2 separate regions of the Homo sapiens genome follow, and region 2 is linked to region 1. A link is a loop called in an ENCODE intact Hi-C map of the cell type or tissue named here. Cell type or tissue: Calu3. All regions are shown on one strand. Links, peaks and the distances in the headings refer to the core of each region. The heading gives the core; the rest is flanking DNA.

The links. Hi-C counts contacts between places; a loop is a spot of excess contacts. Peaks named below come from ENCODE experiments on the same cell type or tissue, not always from the same donor. Only the 100,000 strongest peaks of a DNase experiment are listed, where the experiment ranks them.
Region 2: it touches region 1 in a loop (2.4-fold over the local background); 1 of 110 quality-filtered maps calls a loop at or near these places.

The regions. Positions count from the first base shown.
Region 1 is chr4:91,354,747-91,363,997 of GRCh38, reverse strand. All of the region lies in intron 10 of CCSER1 (coiled-coil serine rich protein 1), which reads right to left. Among named protein-coding and RNA genes, the nearest start is that of LNCPRESS2, 920 kb to the left of the region's middle. RefSeq lists an enhancer at 4,701-4,860. In Calu3, for the core only: no CTCF peak of the experiment used is centred there; DNase peaks (open chromatin) are centred at 4,747 and 5,197.
Region 2 is chr4:91,497,538-91,506,788 of GRCh38, reverse strand. The region is part of intron 10 of CCSER1 (coiled-coil serine rich protein 1); the gene reads right to left. Among named protein-coding and RNA genes, the nearest start is that of LNCPRESS2, 780 kb to the left of the region's middle. In Calu3, for the core only: a CTCF peak has its summit at 4,223 (motif pointing right); a DNase peak (open chromatin) is centred at 4,248.

The DNA of each region.
Region 1 (9,251 bases), core at 2,726-7,725:
TTACCAAAATGTGCTGAGACATCAAGGAGACTGGAAAGTATAATCAATACAATAGACTAAAGATCCAAATCCATGGGCTACAGTTAGAGTCTCATTTGTGACAGCACTGTCTTCATCCAAAGTCATATAAACCTCAAACTAAAAGTAATGTTCCCTAAATTGAAAATGAAAAAGGGTTGTTTCTGAACTGAAAAAGTACTCCTGATACAGAAATAAATATAGTAATAAGATCTTGATCAAAGAATAGGTACACATATCTAAATTAATGTGTTCAATAAAATCACTGACTCTTTAATCAAAGAAAATGATGCAAATATCTTTCAAGACTTGTTCACCAAAAGCTCTAACTGGAGATATTTTATTGAGCACTATTTGACATACACTGCTATGTGCCATATTTATGTAGCTTTACTTCATTAGAGACAGACAGAAGGAAAAGGGGAGAAAACAGAGGACACTACAGTAGAAACAGCTGCCTTCTCCTTGTGTTTCAGTTATTCCTTGACAAGCCAGTTTAGTTACTGAATCAGCTGTTTCAACAGTTTTTTCCTTAGCTGTTGTTGGCATCTTCATATTTTATGTCTTCTTTTCCCTGTATTTTTGTCTCACACACACACACACACACACACACACACACACAAAATATCTCCATCCTATGCTTCAATCAATCTAGATTACTTCTACTTCCAATTCAATTTAACAAAAATTTATTATGAATTAATCTGCTAGACGTAAACTATAGGTCTTTTCTTCAATGATTTTATAGACTTGTAACTCAAAAGCATTACGCTAGAAATATGGGGTCCAGATGACAGTATTTTATCTACCCTGTTTTTTTGTTTCTTTGTTTGTTTTGTTTTTGTTTTTTGTTTTTTGAGGAAATGACTCACGAATGAAAATTTGTAAGAGAGTTTCTTGTGGACAAAAAAGAAAAAGAAAATGAGGCAAATGAAGATCCCTTGGGAGCCTAAGCCAGCAATCCAGGATGGATACAATGAGGGTCTGAAACTGAGCTTGGATTGTTTGTTTAAAATGTTAAGGGTAACAGGCTTTTTCAGGAGTTCACCCTGTATTCAAGGAGTGGTACATGTACATAAATACAACATGAGACAAAATAGTAAGAGGTAGAGCAGAGGGAGAACATGGCAAAGCAAGTAATTCTGCTTTTTGAAGAGAAACAGGATGAGCTTTTATTACTAGTAGTTTCACAAAGACAGTTATATTTGAGCTAGGTCTTAGAGAATCAGATTTTACCTACTTAGAAAAAACAAAAAAAGGAGGAAGATGAGGAAAATGTATTCACGGCTCTGCATACTTGTAAAGTTTCCACTCTAGATGCCATCTCAATCTATATGCTCTCTGTGAGCAATCACATAAACTCAGATAGCCTTAGCCCCTACAAGCCTTACAACCATACTTCCTGCATTAATTAGCATTAAACTGTGAGTAGTAGAAAGGGTAATATAAAAAGCAAAATATTTTGGACTTTAAATAAAATATGTTTCTTTCTTATACATATATAAACTAGTAAGGTGGCTGTGCTCAAAAAAAGTCTTCCAATATCTGGACTCAGAGATCCTACATTGTGTGTGTGTATGTGTGTGAGGAAAGAGCAAGGAATAGAAGGGTAAATGAAACAGACCATCAATAACTTAAGTGAGCTTTCAGCCCCATACTCCTACTCACATGGCCACATGGCTTCAAGGTAATCTTCACTCTCAGACACTACAGGCTCAGCTAAAATATCTACTACTACCAAAAAGGGGAAGAATTGTTTCTGGAAAACAACTACAATCTTTGCCATAATCTCAAGATCGTTTTCTGGGCCACCAGTCTAGAATTTTCAAGGCATTCTATCTCTCTGACCTTATCTTCCCTAGATTCCTTCTCTGCAGCCACACTTGACCCCTTGCAGTCTCTCAAATATGTCCCTTCCGTGCAGGGCCTTCATTGCTTTCTTTTACCTGCCCACATATCCTTATGGTTTTCTCCCTCAGTTTCTTCAGATATCTGCTCAGAGAGGTTTTTTGTAACCAAGATTGTAAAATAGCGCCAAATACCCTCCCCATTTTATTTTTCTTTGTATATTTTTGTACCACCTCATATAGAGTATACATTCATTTAATTGCAGCCAACTTTTACAATATAGGGTCCACAAAAGCAGGAAAGTTGTCTAGTACAGTAGTTAGGCCATAGTTAGGTGTTCAATACATATTTTTTGAACTAATGCATAAATATCTAATGGTCTTCATAGCAAAAACACTTCCGTATCTCAAAGACATGTCTTCAAACTAAATTAATTAGTGTCTTCATAGATTTCGCTCTTACTTGCTAATATAATGATTATTCTCTACTTGCAGTCTCTGTTAATAAGTCTCTCCCTCCACTCTTTGAAATCCCAATGGAAACATATTGACTACTTCATCTCCATTATAACTTACAGCTTTTTATTTCTCACATCCTGTCTATTCTACCTCCACAATGCCTGTCACATATTGTTTTACTTTCATCCATTCCCATTATTATTACATTAGTTAAGACTCTAATCATCTCCTACTTCAGAAAGTCTTTCTGTGTCCAAAAAAAATTTAAGTTAACTAAATTTAAAAGCTTCCAGCTGATTCTTTTTCTCTGCTTTCTCATGCCTCCAGTCCATCTTTCTGCTGTTGGTATTTTCTTCCTAAAGTAAAATTCACATCATGTCACCTTTCTTCATAATTTGTGCTGGACCATAAAAGGAACCAAAATTCCTTAAACCTTTGAGATTTAATGAATACCTTAATATATGTTTCTGTGAAATTAATGACCAAGAATAATAATAACAAAACACATCCTTTAGCTAATAAAACATATATGTGAAATATTTATTTCTGGTCTAGCATCTGCTAGACTAAAAAAAAGGCCATTTCCTCCCCCTCTGTGATAACTTTGGTTTCATCTATTTAGATTTAACTCTTCAAGACCTTATTTAAATACCTACCATCTTATGAAAGCTGAAGAATTTCATTGACTCCAAGCTCAGCTTTTTATCTCAAAGGAGTTCACATAACTACACTGTCTAAATCAGTCTTCCTGGCATATTCAAAATCCTGGCTCATTTATAACCTCCTCCATCCTATTACTGATTTGCATTCTTAACTACAGGTAAGAGAAAACCAGTGCAACCTAGCTTTCAATAGACAGGAATTTGCTGGCTCATATAAATGAGACATCCAATAAAGAAGAAAAGTTGGAAAAAATGTGTCAAATGTAGCATCCTTTCTCTCTCTTTCTCTCTCTCTCTGTTTTTTCACCTAGGCTTGTGCCATAAACCTTCTTCTACATCAGTTACTGTGGTTATGGCTGTCTTGTTGGCTGAGCTCGAGCTATAGGGTCTATCCTTGGACACAAAGGATGGAAGGCATCCTATCCAAAACACAGGGATCTGGGATTGGGGAAGAGATGGGTCTCTTACTAGGAGGCTGGCTTAATGGGTAAAAATTACAGATGTCTACTACAATCATTAAACATGAATGGATGCATAATGTACTCAGATTTTTTCTTGTACAGTTGTATGGACCCCAATTTTTTTTTGACATTTGAAGGTTTGTGTCTTAACTATTAGTTTTATTCCCAGTTCATAATGTAGTGAATAGCATTTTATAAGAGCTCTCTTAATGTCTACACAGTTTAAATCAATTTTTAGTAGATCTTTTTTTCATATTATTTTTATGCAATCATGTGTTTACCAGAACAAATCTGGAAGAAAAATGGCATTGGTATGCTCATTTGCAGACTCGGGGAACAGAAGTATCTTTCCCACACATCAATTTTATAGCATAGCAGAGTCAACCCTAAAACTCAGGATTTCTAAATACTCTTTCAATTTCAAATTTTGAACTATATGGTGCCACACTACCATTAATCATAATGAATGTTATTTCCCCCCTTAAAAATAGCTTGGATTGTGGGATGAGACGCAACTGAGTTTGAATCTCAGCTTTGAAATTTTATAATTGTGTAAACCTAACCTTGCAGGGATAATATTGACCCTCACCTTAATATCTGTTTGCCAAAATAAAAGAGATAATGCAAGTCACACTTGGCACTGTGGCTGTCACATAGATGGTGTTCCTTTAAGGCTTTCTATCTGCACTAAAATTACCACCACCACCTCTGCCACACCACTGCTGGTATTCCTATGACAACTGCTCTTGTTAACGATTACTGCTGGACGTGAAATTATGCACCAATACTCAGCATCATGTAATTTTCTTAAAAAAAATCAAAATTATGTTTGCCTTTGTTTCACTACAGCAACGCAAGATTGCTTAGCCCTTTTTCAATATCCTTTTCTCTCCTGAAACCCCTTTATCAACCAAATTATGAGATCTGAGATACTAATCGCTTGAGATATTGTTGTTATCTTCTGTTAATAAGAAGCAATACCTCACAAGCTAGTTTGAATTTACCTAAAAATGAAAATTAAACTACTCTAAAATAACATTATGTTCATATAATTTTAATAGGTAGCAGCTTTTGCCATCATAAGTTTATCAGTCACTGTTTTCCACATGAGATTGAGGTAAGAGAGAGACCCTCTCATATTGTTTTACGTTGCTTTATACTCAGTACCTGTTTTAAGGAAAAACAACAAGGAAGTAAAACCAAAGACAGGCAGCCTGGCGCCAGGCCTGAAACCAGGCCTGGGCCTGCCTGGCCTAAACCCAGTAGTTAAAAATCAACTCATAACTTAGAAACCAATGTTATTCATAGATTACAGACATTGTATAGTAGAGCATTGTGAAACTCCCTGCCCTGTTCTGTATCTCTCTGACCACTGGTGCATGCAGCCCCTGTCACATACCACCTGCTTGCTCAAATCAATCACGACCCTTTCATGTGAAATCTTTAGTGTTGTGAGCCCTTAAAAGGGACAGAAATTGTGCATTTGGGGAACTCGGATTTTAAGGCAGTAGCTTGCCGATGCTCCCAGCTGAATAAAGCCCTTCCTTCTACAACTCGGTGTCTGAGAGGTTTTGTCTGCGGCTCGTCCTGCTACATTTCTTGGTTCCCTGACTGGGAAGCGAGGTGACTGATGGATAGCTGAGGCAGCCCCTTAGGTGACTTAAGCCTGCCCTGTGGAGCATCCCTGAGGGGGACTCCAGCCAGCCTGAGTGACGTGATCCAAAGAGCGCTCCCGGGTAGGAAACTGCCCCAGTGGAACACCTCGCCAGAGCAGCGCACATAGCAGGCCCCCGAGGAGGATTAACACAGTGGCTGAACACCAGGAAGGAACTGGCACTTGGAGTCCGGACATCTGAAACTTGGTAAGACTAGTCTTTGGAACTTGCCTCACTCCATCTGAGTGGAAGCGTGGCCTGATCACCCACAGCGTGCCTGCATTGGCACTCTTGTTCTGGTTTTGACTTGACTTGAATTGCTGGATACTTTGGTTTTGGTTTTGACTTGGCTGGAATTTTTTGATACTTGGATTTTGAATTTCATGATTTTGGTTTGGTATAAACGGTAGAAGTGTGTGTGTGCCCTCTTTACCTGTTCTTTGTCTTGTGGTATGTGTGGTGTGAGTGTGGTATTTTGTCTCGGGAAAAAAAAAAAAAAAACAACGTGGGTCAGGCACAAAGTAAGCCCACCCCACTGGGAACTATGTTAAAAAAAAAAAAATTCAAGAAAGAATTGAGGAAGCCTGGACAGGTCCCTTGTTTCAAAGGTATGGCACAAGGTAACCTGTAAGCCAAAGCACCCAGACCAGTTTCCGTACACAGACAGTAACAGCTGGTTTTAGACCCCCTTTCCTCCCCACAGTAGTTAAAAGAACAGCAGTATAAGCAGCTGGCAGAGGCAGCAGAGAGAAAAGGAAAGACCAGCAGAGAGAAAAAAAGGCCATCTAAACCAATTGTAAGTTAATTTAGACTAAACAAGGTCTTATTAATAGCAAAGGATAATTGAAATCCCAAACTTACAAGGTTTTCAACAAAAGTGAAGTTTGCTAAAAGTTAACAGTGTAACATGTATTATGGTAACTTCTAATCTTGTGGCCTTAGTCCCAAAGACATAAAGAAAGTTTGCTTTAAAAAAAGGAATGGTTATCTTCAAAAAAAAAAAAAAAAGGGGGGGGGGGCAGGCAGAATTTAGGTAAAAAGAGTGTTATATGGTAAATTCTTGTCCTGAAATAAATTAACTGGTTGTTTAAAGAAAAAAAAAATGTTTGTAATAAGTCAGAAAGTTGAGACATGTTGAAAAATTGTCGGCGAAAGTCATGAAAGAAAAAATGTTATAAAAATTGTATGCAAAAAATGTTGTATAATTTAAAAGTAATAAGGCCTCCTGAGTACCATTAAAAAAAACAGTTTATGTGCGAAGTGTATAAGAAAAGTAAAATATACCTTTGGTAAAAAGATTATAAAGGGGCATAATAATGTAGATTTTTACCTACATTAAAAGGTTAAAAAAATTATTGTTTTAAAAGTTTAAGCAAGCTTTAAAATGTTAATTATAAAGAAAATTCTGTGTGTAAACATATTAGCTAAAGTTAAAAAGATATCATCCAGTTTTTCTGTGAACTGGACATTAAAGTAAAAATGCAACAAGTTTTTCTTAAAGCATCAACCTGCTCTTTAACAAAAATTATAAAAGATTAAAGAGTCTATAAAATCTTACCTTATGGTCAAACATGAAAAATTGGATAAATATGTCTACAAGGCTTTATTAAAATTAAGTTTAACATTAATAACACACTAATATAAAGGTAAAATTTAACTTATCTGGCATAAAAATCACACAAGAAGCATTATTAAATATAAAATGGTGTTTAGCTTTCTTTGGTCTAAAAACTAATAAAAATAGGTGCTAAAGGAAACATTCATTTTACTAGAGGATCAAGAAAGTTAAAGACTTAAAACAAACTTCGGCAGTTAAGACAGCATACCAAGATACAAATGCCTGGATGAAATGGATCAAATATTCCATCCGCACGTTAAACAAAGCAACTGTTATGCTTGTGCACATGGCAGGTTGGCAGGTTAGAGACCCTGATTGTCCCCCTTCCACTAAGGTGGTCCTTCAGTCGACCAGGCGTGGGCTGTATGGTAGCTGTTTTCCAGGATTCTACAGCCTGGAGTAATAAGTCATGCCAAGCTCTCTCTGCTGTATCCTGAAGTCCCTGCAGGTCATCCCCGAGGGCCATCCAGCTTCCGTCTCCCAACACTAAGTTCACTTCTTGTCTCTCATGGCAGGGGAGGAGACTTAGCATTCCTTGGAGACCTGAAGGGATGCAGTGATCTTAGGAATTTTCAAGAGCTTATCAATCAGTCAGCCCTTGTTCATCCCCGAGTGGATTTGTGGTGGTATTGTGGTGGACTTTTACTGGGCACTCTGCCAAATAACTAGAGTGGCACTTGTGCTTTAGTCCATTTGGCTATCCATTTCACCCTGGCATTTCATCAGCCAGAGGAAAAAAAATAATAATAAGACATCGTAAAGCAAGAGAAGCCCCTTATAGGTCTTTCAACTCTCACATCTATTTAGATGCAATTGGAGCCCCACAAGGAATACCAGATCAATTTAAAGCTTGAAATCAAATAGTTGTAAGATTTAAGTCAATATTTTGGTAGATGACAGTCAATAAAAATGTAAATTAGATAAACTACATCTATTACAACCAACAGCAACGAGCTTTTCGTAAGTTAAAAAGAAAAACGCATGTCGGCCCCAGCCCTGAGGCTACCTGACCTGACAAAACTCTTTACACTCTATGTGTCAGAAAGAGAAAAAATGGCAGTTGGAGTTTTAACCCAGACTGTAGGGCCCTGGCCAAGGCCAGTGGCCTATCTCTCAAAACAACTAGAAGGGGTTTCCAAAGACTGGCCCCCATGTCCAAGGGCCCTGGTAGCAACAGACCTGTTAGCACAAGAAACAGATAAGCTAACTCTTGGGCAAAACCTAAACATAAAGTGTCCCCATGCTGTGGTGATTTTAATAAATACCAAAGGACACCATTAGCCAATGAATGTTAGACTAACTAGATACCAAAGCTTGCTCTGCAAAAATCCCCACATAACCATTGAAGTTTGCAACACCCTAACCCCACCACCTTACTCCTGGTATCAGGGAGCCCAGTGAAACATTAACTGTGTAGAGGTGTTAGACTCTGTTTATTCTAGTAGGCCCAACCTCTGAGACCACCCTTACACATCAGTAGACTGGGAGCTGTACGTGGATGGGAGCAGCTTCGCCAGCCCCTGCAAAGTGACTCTAAAGAAGATGACAAGCCCTGCTCCAGTCACACCCGGAAGCTGACTGGTCCACGCATGGCCGATGCATCAGAAAACTCATTGTGGGACTCATTTTCCTTAAAATTTGGACTTTTTCAGTAAGGACGTCAACTAACCTTCGTCAGACTGAGAACTGTTCCCAGTATATACATCAAGTCACTGAGGTAGGACAAAAAATTGCTACAGTCCTATTATTTTATGGTTATTATAAGTGTACCAGGACTCTAAAAGAAACTCGTTTGTATAATGCTATTCTATCCAAGGTATGTAGCCCAGGAAATAACCAACCTGATGTGTGTTATGACCCATTTTAAGCCTCCCACGATCACAGTTTTTAAAATAAAATTAAGGACTGGTCCTTTTCTAGGTGACACAAGTAAGGTAATAGCTAGAACAGAAGAAAGAGGGGCCCCCAAAAATGTAACCTTAAAATTTGACACTTGTGCTGCTATTGATAGTAAGCAGCATGGAATAAGATGCCGTTCTGTAAACTAAAAAAAAGTTAAACAGTTAAAAAAAAAAAGTATATCTGTCAAAAATCATATTTATGTGAGATGTGTCAATACTGGTCTTGTGTCATTTAGGCTACTTGAAAAGAGGATTAAAAAAAGATCTTGTTTGGCTCTGCAAAGGAAAAGGCAGCCCCTCCTGCATGAGTGGGAGCTGCAACCCTTTAAAATTAGTAATCACAAACCCCTCAGACCCAAAATAAAATAAAGAAAAATATGTATCATTAGGCATTGATGGAAAAGGACTAGATCCTAGTGTAAACATCCTAATGAAATGGGAGGTTCAAATACGCTCTCCAGAACCAGTATTTCAGACTTTCTGTAATAAACTAAATGTGCCAGTACCAGAGACTCTAGGAAAAACCAGAAATTTGTTTTTGCAATTAGCCGAGCATGTAGCCCAGTCTCTAAATGTCACTTCATGTTATGTTTGTGGAAAAACTGTAATAGAAGATCAATGGCCATGGGA
Region 2 (9,251 bases), core at 2,138-7,137, 140 kb before region 1:
AGTACTGATATATTATAAATTAGGCAATGGTAATGGTTGCTCAACTCTATGCACATACTGAAAACAACTTAATTGTAATTTTAAAAAATGAAGTTTACTATATGTTAATTACTTCTCAATAAAGAATATTTTAATGTTATGAAAAGCACATTATTCCTATTTTAATTTCCACTAAAGTTGATAAGAATAAGAATTTAAACAAATGGGAAAAGATTCCATGCTCATGGATAGGAAGAATCAACATCATAAAAATGGCTAATTTATAGATTAAATGCTATTTCCTTCAAACTGCCATTGACATTCTTCACATAATTAGAAAAAAAAACTCCTTTAAATTTCATATGGAACCAAAAAATAGCCCATATAGCCAAAACAATCCTAAGCAAAAAACAAACAAACAAAAAAACAAAGCTGGAGTCATCATGCTACCTGACTTCAAACTAGAATACAAGGCTACGGTAGCCAAAACAACATGGTACTGGTACAAAAACAGACACATAGACCAATGGAACAGAACAGAGATCTCAGGAATAAGATGGCACATCTACAACCATCTGATCTTTGACAAACCTGACAAAAACAAACAATGAGGAAAGAATTCCCATTTAATAAATGGTGCTAGGAAAACTGGCTAGCCATATGCAGAAAACTGAAACTGGACCCCTTCCTTACACCTTATACAAAAATTAACTCAAGATGAATTAAAGACTTAAGTGTAAAACCCAAAGCTATAAAACCCTAGAAGAAAATCTAGGCAATACCATTCAGGACATAGGCATGGGCAAAGATTTCATGACAAAAACATCAAAAGCAATTGCAACAAAAGCAAAAATTGACAAATGGGATCTAATTAAAGAGCTTCTGCACAGCAAAAGGAACTATCATCAGAGTGAACAGACAACCCACAGAATGGGAGAAACTTTCTGCAATCTATCCATCTGACAAAGTTCTAATATCTAGAATCTATACAGAACTTAAATTTACAAGAAACAAAACAAATAACCCCATTAAAAAGTGAGCAAAGGACATGAAGAGACACTTCTCAAAAGAACACATTCATGCACCAACAAACATGAAAATAAGCTCAGCATCACTGATCATTAGATAACTGCAAATCAAAACGAGAATGAGATATCATCTCATGTCAGTCAGAATGGTGATTACTAAAAAGTTATGAAACAACAAATGTTGGCAAGGCTGTGGAGAAATAGGAATGTTTTTACACTGTCAGTGGGAATGTAAATTAGTTCATCCATTTTGAAAGATAGTGTGGTAATTCCTCAAAGAACTAGAACCAGAAATATCATTTGACCTAGCAATCCCATTACTGGGTATATACCCAAAGGAATATAATTCATTCTATTATACAGATACATGCACGCATATGTTCATTGCAGCACTATTCACATTAGCAAAGACATGGAATCAACCTAAATGCCCATCAATAGATGATAGACTGATTAAAGAAAATGTGGTACATATACACCATGAATACTATGCAGCCATAAAAAGCAATGAGATCATTTCCTTTGCAGGGATGTGGATAGAGCTGGAAGTCGTTATCCTCAGCAAACAAGAGGAACAGAAAACCAAACACTGTATGTTCTCACTTAAAAGTGGGAGAAGCTGAACGATGAGAGCACATGGACACAGGGAAGGGAACACCACACACTGGGGCCTGTCAGTGGGGTAGGGGAAGGGAGAGCATCAGGATAAATAGCTAATGCATGCAGGGCTTAATACATAGGTGATGGGTTGATAGGTGCAGCAAATCACCATGGCACATGTTTACCCATATAGCAAACCTGTACATCCTGCACATGTACCCAGGAACTTAAAATAATTTTTTTAAAGAATAAAATAATTTGAGAGGTAAAAAGACAAAGTGAACAAAGGAAATAAATGTCAAAAATCAGATGGGCATGCTAGTAATTTATTCACTTGGTTTATCACTCAAGTGAACACTCCTTCTCACCATAATTATTTTGACTGTTAGCATTTTAAAATATATTCATATTTAGTCATGTTTTGTTTGGTTGTATTCATAATGGTCTATTGGCTAAATAACTATTAAAATAGGTAATAAGAAACATAAGAATCTGACTTTTGAAATAAAAATGTGTCAAATTTAAAAATTATGATAGTTTTGCAATTTATCCTTAATGATGTCAATGATAAAGTACAATAAAATTATTATCTAGTATTATTTTAATAAAACCATATGTGATATGTGATGATATAATGAAATTTCTATAATATTGTTCATCTACAAGTGCTTTCTGTTTCTTATGAATTAAAGGCCAGCATAACAATTAAGACACTCAAATGTTGTTTGTAGGCAACATAAGACTAATCTTGTCTGGGATAAGTCCTATACCTCCTATTATGCTTTCATTTCATTCTGTCAACTTAGGAAATTTTAGAATTTTTTGGAAAATGGTCAATAGGTGGAAAAAAATCAGATTAGGGAAAACAATTAGTACCTGGTGCTTCCACATTTTACAGCATAGTTAATAAAGTTTCACTTAGATACAACAATTCTTTTGACTCTCAAATGTATACCCTTTTCCCAAAAATAAATCATGTATCATCCTAGGCTAAAAGTTTAATAGTAATCTGCCATACAGTATTGTGTCTGTTGTACTTTCATATTTCTTGAAACCATACTTACAATTTTTCTGTGACATGTAGTCCTTCAGTTGTGATCCTGTGCATTTATAATCCAACACTTCAATGTGATTTAATTTCTATTGATAAGTAAATAAAAAGGACTTATGTATGCAGAGTAGACAGTAATAAAAGAATATAAGAATCCTCTCTGAGATAAATCCAATGTGTTCATGCAATTTAGTGGTACTTATTAAACTCCATTATACCCCGCCAATGACAAGGATTCAAGAAACTTTTGAAAATAGTTAATATAATCATGTCTCCATATTTAACCACTAAGGAGCTAGAGAAAAACTACTGAACTTTATGTTATAGCAACCTTTTCTGTGACTTTTAAGTCATCTGGATATAATTATTCTCAAGTTCTGGTCTAAATTGTAAACTTTATTAAAAGTTTTTTTACGCACATATTAATCTTAATAATATTTTAAGAGTAAACATGTTTGATTGATTCCCCAGAGCCTTTGTGTTCCGGGCTTATGAGTAAAAGTTTAGATACTGCTCCTTTTAACATTTTTTAGCTCAAAACAAATAATTTCCAAAAGACCCCAGACAGGAACACATATCCACAAGCCAGTGATTTACCATGCTTTAAATTCATCAAAATTAACAGTATTTTCTTCACTGACATTTCTCACATTTATTCTAAAAATACACAGATTGAACCACAGTTCAATAATTTACTTTATTTCTAATATTTTCTCAAATTTCCCTTTCTACAGCACATATAGCCATTGAAAATATGGAAATCTTTCTTTTTTTCTTTTTTTTTTTTTTGAGATGGAGTATCGCTCTTTCTCCCAGGTTGGACTGCAGTGGCACCATCTTGGCTCACTGCAAGCTCCGCCTCCCGGGTTCACTCCATTCTCCTGCCTCAGCCTCCCGAGTAGCTGGGACCACAGGCGCCCGCCACCACGCCCAGCTTATTTTTTCTATTTTTAATAGAGACGGGGTTTCACCATGTTAGCCAGGATGGTCTCGATCTCCTGACCTCGTGATCCGCCCGCCTCGGCCTCCCAAAGTGCTGGGATTACAGGCGTGAGCCACCGTGCCTGGCTGCAAATCTTTCTTATACAAGTTTCCCACAAACAAAGATTTAAAAGTAAAATTTTTTTTAGTGGAATTCAATAGCATATTAATTCAAAATATTATAATTTATTTCAGAACACCTAAATGAAAATGCAGGCTATAAATATATTTTGATTTTAAAAGCATGGCCAATGACGGTCTGCAATTTGAATATATGTTAAGACTACATTAAGTCATCTCATTCATTTCTCAAATACTTATTAAACTCCTACTACAAGTCAGGCACTGTTTGGAGCACTTGTGTGTCAGTGAAAAACAAGAGTAGATATGTTTTCTATATTCATTTTACCACAAACAAAAAAGAAAAATAAAACTGAGAAATTATTTCATTCTTTAACAATGATGAAACAGATTCACATTAGGTCTGTGATGGCAATAATTAAGGATGGCTTAATGATGAATAATTGGCAAATGAGACCTGCTGCAGTTAGAAGAGGTCTTTTAGTGCTTCAACTTCATCAACTCCACCAGGGGGTGGTAATGGAGTACTTCATAGGATTGTGGTGTGATTAAATGAGTTAAAATACCTGAGGCTTGGAAAACAAGAAATGCTGCTGCTGCTTCTTGTTGTTGATGATATTATTATTATATGCCAAGAATATGTTTGATTTAATTTCATTAATTTTCAAATTTTTTTCACTTAATATAGGATGAAATGAGCATGCTCTACACTATGTATTGTAAGGATAAATAATAATTAAAAATGAGAGGCTTAATTCTTCCTGATAAAACAAAGGAAGAGAGTTGTCCTTCCCTTTTCTCAGAGTATTTACTTTAGGAAACTTGTAAGTACTTTCTCCTCTCTTTAATAAGAAATCTTTTTAAAACTAGGTAGTCCTTTTGTCAACTTCATGTTCCAGGAATGCTTTCCTCAAAGCCCTGGCAGTCCTCTCCTTGAACTGTAAACATCAAAGGAGTTAGCACTCCTGTATACCAGTTTCTGTGGGAGGACAGGAGCCTAACTTTGGTGGACACCTTGTTCTAAGTCGCAATACAATCTTTTATCATTAGTAAGTTTTATTTTTCCTTTGTCTAAAGCCAATTAACTAACACAAATGGACAACCCAGGTAAATCTAAGATGAACTGTGTATGATAAGTGATGCTGTCAATTGTGCTTACTTAAGAACCAGTTATTATTTATTTTGAATATATGTAAGTAATGGGTTTACTTGGCTACATAAAAGTGGGAAATTCTCATGTTTTAATTTTTCATTTCATGTTTCTTTTATGACATGCCCAAATTGAGTTCTCTTACTAATATATAATTTAGTTAGTAGTTTCTTGTTGATGTTGTTATCTAACACAAATGATGAAAGATAAAAGGTAAAAATAATTCTAGGAAAAAATAACATGTTAAAAGCAGAAGTATAGGTACAGAAAAAAGGAGAATAGGGCAGATAAGTATGTGAAACTACAATTTTTATGCAAGGAGAAATTAAAGTTATTGATAAACATAAGGAATAAGTGAAAAGATACAAATAAATACCTGTCCTATTATATTAGGGGTAATAATTAAAAGAATATGAATGGATTATGTAACTCTTTAAATTAGCAGAAGTAAATGTAAAATGTCAAATGGAAGACAAGAAATGTGAATAAATAGATAATAAGATGGCAGAAACTATCCTAATATATTAGTTACTACAATAAATGTAAATGGTTAAACCAATTACAATTACAGATTTTCTAACTGGAAAAAATAAGATTAATGTTGTGAACATAAGCAACATTTAAATCAGAAGGAGGCTTAAATCAACAACAACAAAAAGGAATGGGATCATAAATAAAAAGAAATTCTAGATGTTAATTTTCTAATCAAATAATTATTTAATGCAAAAGAAAACAAGCAAAAACTATCCAAGTGTCTTGACAATGTGACATGTTATATCCTAGTAAAATAAAAATTGATTAATATAATATTTTCAGCTTGATATACATCTAATAATATAGGGTCAGACTATATTAATATAAATAGAACAACTAATCTATAATTATTAAGGGCATTTAATATATCATTATCAGAAACTGATAGTCCAGTAGAAAAAACATAAAAGGTATAGAAATGTAATGAATTTCACAATTACTTCAAACTAACAAATAATAATTGTAAGTATCTAACACTTTTTCTCAGGCACTGGGTAAGTACCTAACATACATTAATTCATTTAATTATCAGTTCAAATCTTAGAAATCACCACTAAATAAGTTATTCATGTAACCAAACACCACCTGTTTCCCAAAAAGCTTTTGAAATAATAATAAAAAATAACTGATGGAGTGTTTTATTGTTATCTACATTTTTCATGTGGAAAATCTAAGCACAAAATGTTTGAGTAAGTTTCCCAAGGTTGCTCAAAAGAAAAGGCAAAATAGTTTTATAATCAGTTATTCTGAATTTCAGAGCCTATGCTATCCTTTACATTCCTGTTCAAAGCAAAAGATATTTTCAAGCACCCATGAAACATTCACAAAAATTGACTGTAGTCAAAGCTACAAAAGAAGAATCAATAAAATGAAAAAGAACTATATTATTTACTATGGTCTCTGGAAAAAATAAATGAAATTATGAAGAATATAGCTTAAGACTTCACAACAAGAAAATGAGAAGCCAAGTCATATACCAGGAGAAAATATTTGCAGATGTATCTGGTAAAGGACTTATCCAAAATATATAAATAACTCTTAAAACTCAACAATAAGAAATCAAATAACCTGATTTTAAAGATGGGCAAAAGACCTGAGGAGATAACTCATAAAAGAGGATCTAGAGATGGCAAGTAAGCATATGACATGATGTTCAATATTATGTCATTAGGGCATTGCAAATTGAAACAACAATGAGATACTACTACACACTTAATAGAGTGGCCAAATCCAAAACGCCTACAACACAAAATGTTGATGAGGATATGGAATAACAGGACCTCTTATTCAATGCTGGTGTAAATACAAAATGGCACTGCCACTTTGGAAGACAATTTGGCAATTTCTTAAAAAACTAAATATACTCTTACGATAAGGTTTAGGAATTGCACTTATTGATTTTTACCAAATTAATTGAAATATATATGCACTCAGAAACCTATACATTGATATTTATAACTGCTTTATTCATAACTGCCAAACTAGGAAGTAATCAGGATGTTCTTCAGTAGATGAACAGATAAACTGTAGCACATCCAGAAAGGGAACATTATTCATCACTAAACACAAATGAATGAGCCACCAAGCCATGAAGAAACATGGAGGAAATTTAAATGCCCATTACCAAGTGAAAGAAGCCAATCTGAAAAGACTACATAGTATATTATTTCAATTATATGACATTTTGGAAAAGTAAAAACTATAGAAACAGTAAAAGGATCAGTGGCTGTCAAAGATTAGGGGGAAAGGAGAGATGAATAGGCAGACCACAGAGGACTCTTAGAGCGTAAACCTATTCTGTATGATATTAAAATGGTGGATAATTGTCATACGTTTGTCTAAACCCACAGAATCTGCACCACCAAGAATGAATGCTAGTGTAAACTATGTATTTTGGATAATGATGATGTATCAGAGTAGGTTTATTGATGGTAACAAATGTACCACTGTGTTACAGGATGTCCACAGTGGGGTGGCTGTGCACGTGTAGGGGCAGGGATTATATGGGAAATCTCTGCACCTTCTGCCTAATTTTGCTGTAAACTAAAAAGTGCTTTAAAAATAAAGTTGCTTAAAGTGAATAAATCTCCACATATCTGGAAACTTCAAAATACATAGTAACTACATAGTAATCAGAAGAAAACAAAACCCCAAAATACTAATTATCTAAATTTGTGAATACAAACATCAATTCCCTAAATGAAAATGTAGTGCATTAAATTAAATAAAATATATCTTGAAATTAAATAAAATGCAACAAAATGAAATGAAACATAACATTTGACCCAGCCTTTCCATTCATGGGTTTAAGCCTAGAGAAATTCCTGCATAAGTATAGAAGGGCACATATACCAGGATGTTATCTTGGCATTGTTTGCAGTAACAGACAATTGCAGGTGATCTAGGAGAGTGGAGACAACATTATTAACATAATAAGTAAATTATGCTGGATATGTACAATGGATATTGTACATGGTTGCATGTATAAGCAATATGAAATGTATAACTGTATTGTAGTTATATAAATTAAGCATTCAGAACTTATTTAATGGGACATATTTTATGTGATACATACTCATCATAACACATTTATCAAACTTATGAGAAAAGTGCATAAAAAGAGAAGTGGATATTATAATAAACATGATAAGAAAAAGAATGGCATGAGGATAGTGTGCCATGTGCCATCAACAGAAATATGATCAGATAATTCCTCTGCACCTAAGGTGACTACAAAATAAAAAAGAGAAATAAAATTATAAAGTTTATTTAGATAAATAAACCTATTAATTATTACTATTTTTAATCCTCCAGGAAAATTAAGAACATAATATTTATCAATTATTATTACACTTATTTAAGATGGAGAAAGAGAAGTGCAGAAAAATGTACATTCTCAAGGTCACCCTGAAAATTAAAAAAAAAAGCATAAATAGAACAAAGACGATGGATAAACTCAGGAGTGATTTTCTATCAACTACACACCATTTTCTCTTATTAGAGTAAATATAAAGGGAAAAATGTTAGGAAATAAAAGTGTAAAGTTATCCCGGAGGGATAATATACAGTGTAACTAATTCTTCCTTTTCTCTGTACTGGCAAAAATTACTGAATTACTTTCCAGCTAAAGAAGAAAGGAGAAGTGAAATATCTAAATTTTCTTTTACTGATTTTCTTCAACCTTTATTTTGCAGCAGAAATGGATTTCTCATTCTGAAACCAGCAAAGATTGTCATTTTGCCTTTCTCACTCTGACCTTGGGTCGATTTTCTATTTGCATATTCCATCTGAACCGCTGTATTTCTCAATATCAAGGGCCGGATGCACAGCGAAGCTGTGCTTCTTAATGTATCATCTGTTCACAGTGGTTTTGCACAATGGCTATATGTTGCTTGGAGATGCACAGTTAATTGCAGTAATCCACACAATAAAGTGTAATGCTCAATACTTAAATTACCTCTTTCACATGTTAGGGTTGGGGAGGATTGTGGGGCAAAGATACTTCTAGAGGTTAAAGAAAAATTCACACAGTTTTTCTTTAAATAGTACATCATAAAACATTAAATATCAGTTCATTTAGTCTTACTGGTCCTGTCACTAATAACTTTTTAAAGATTGATATAATAGTGAATACTATACATCTGTTTTGTCTTTTTAAAAAACAAAGTCAAACTGAAGAAAACCTATCCTATCCTAATTTCGATTTTAATACACGTGTTCCTTATCTCTAGCTTTAAAATCTCTTAAAAATTAGCATAGATTACTGAACACGGTAACTCCTTTAAAATATTGTTTATTATAGCATCCTTCAAAAACTCTTGTAAAGCCATAGTTATCATTTCATAAT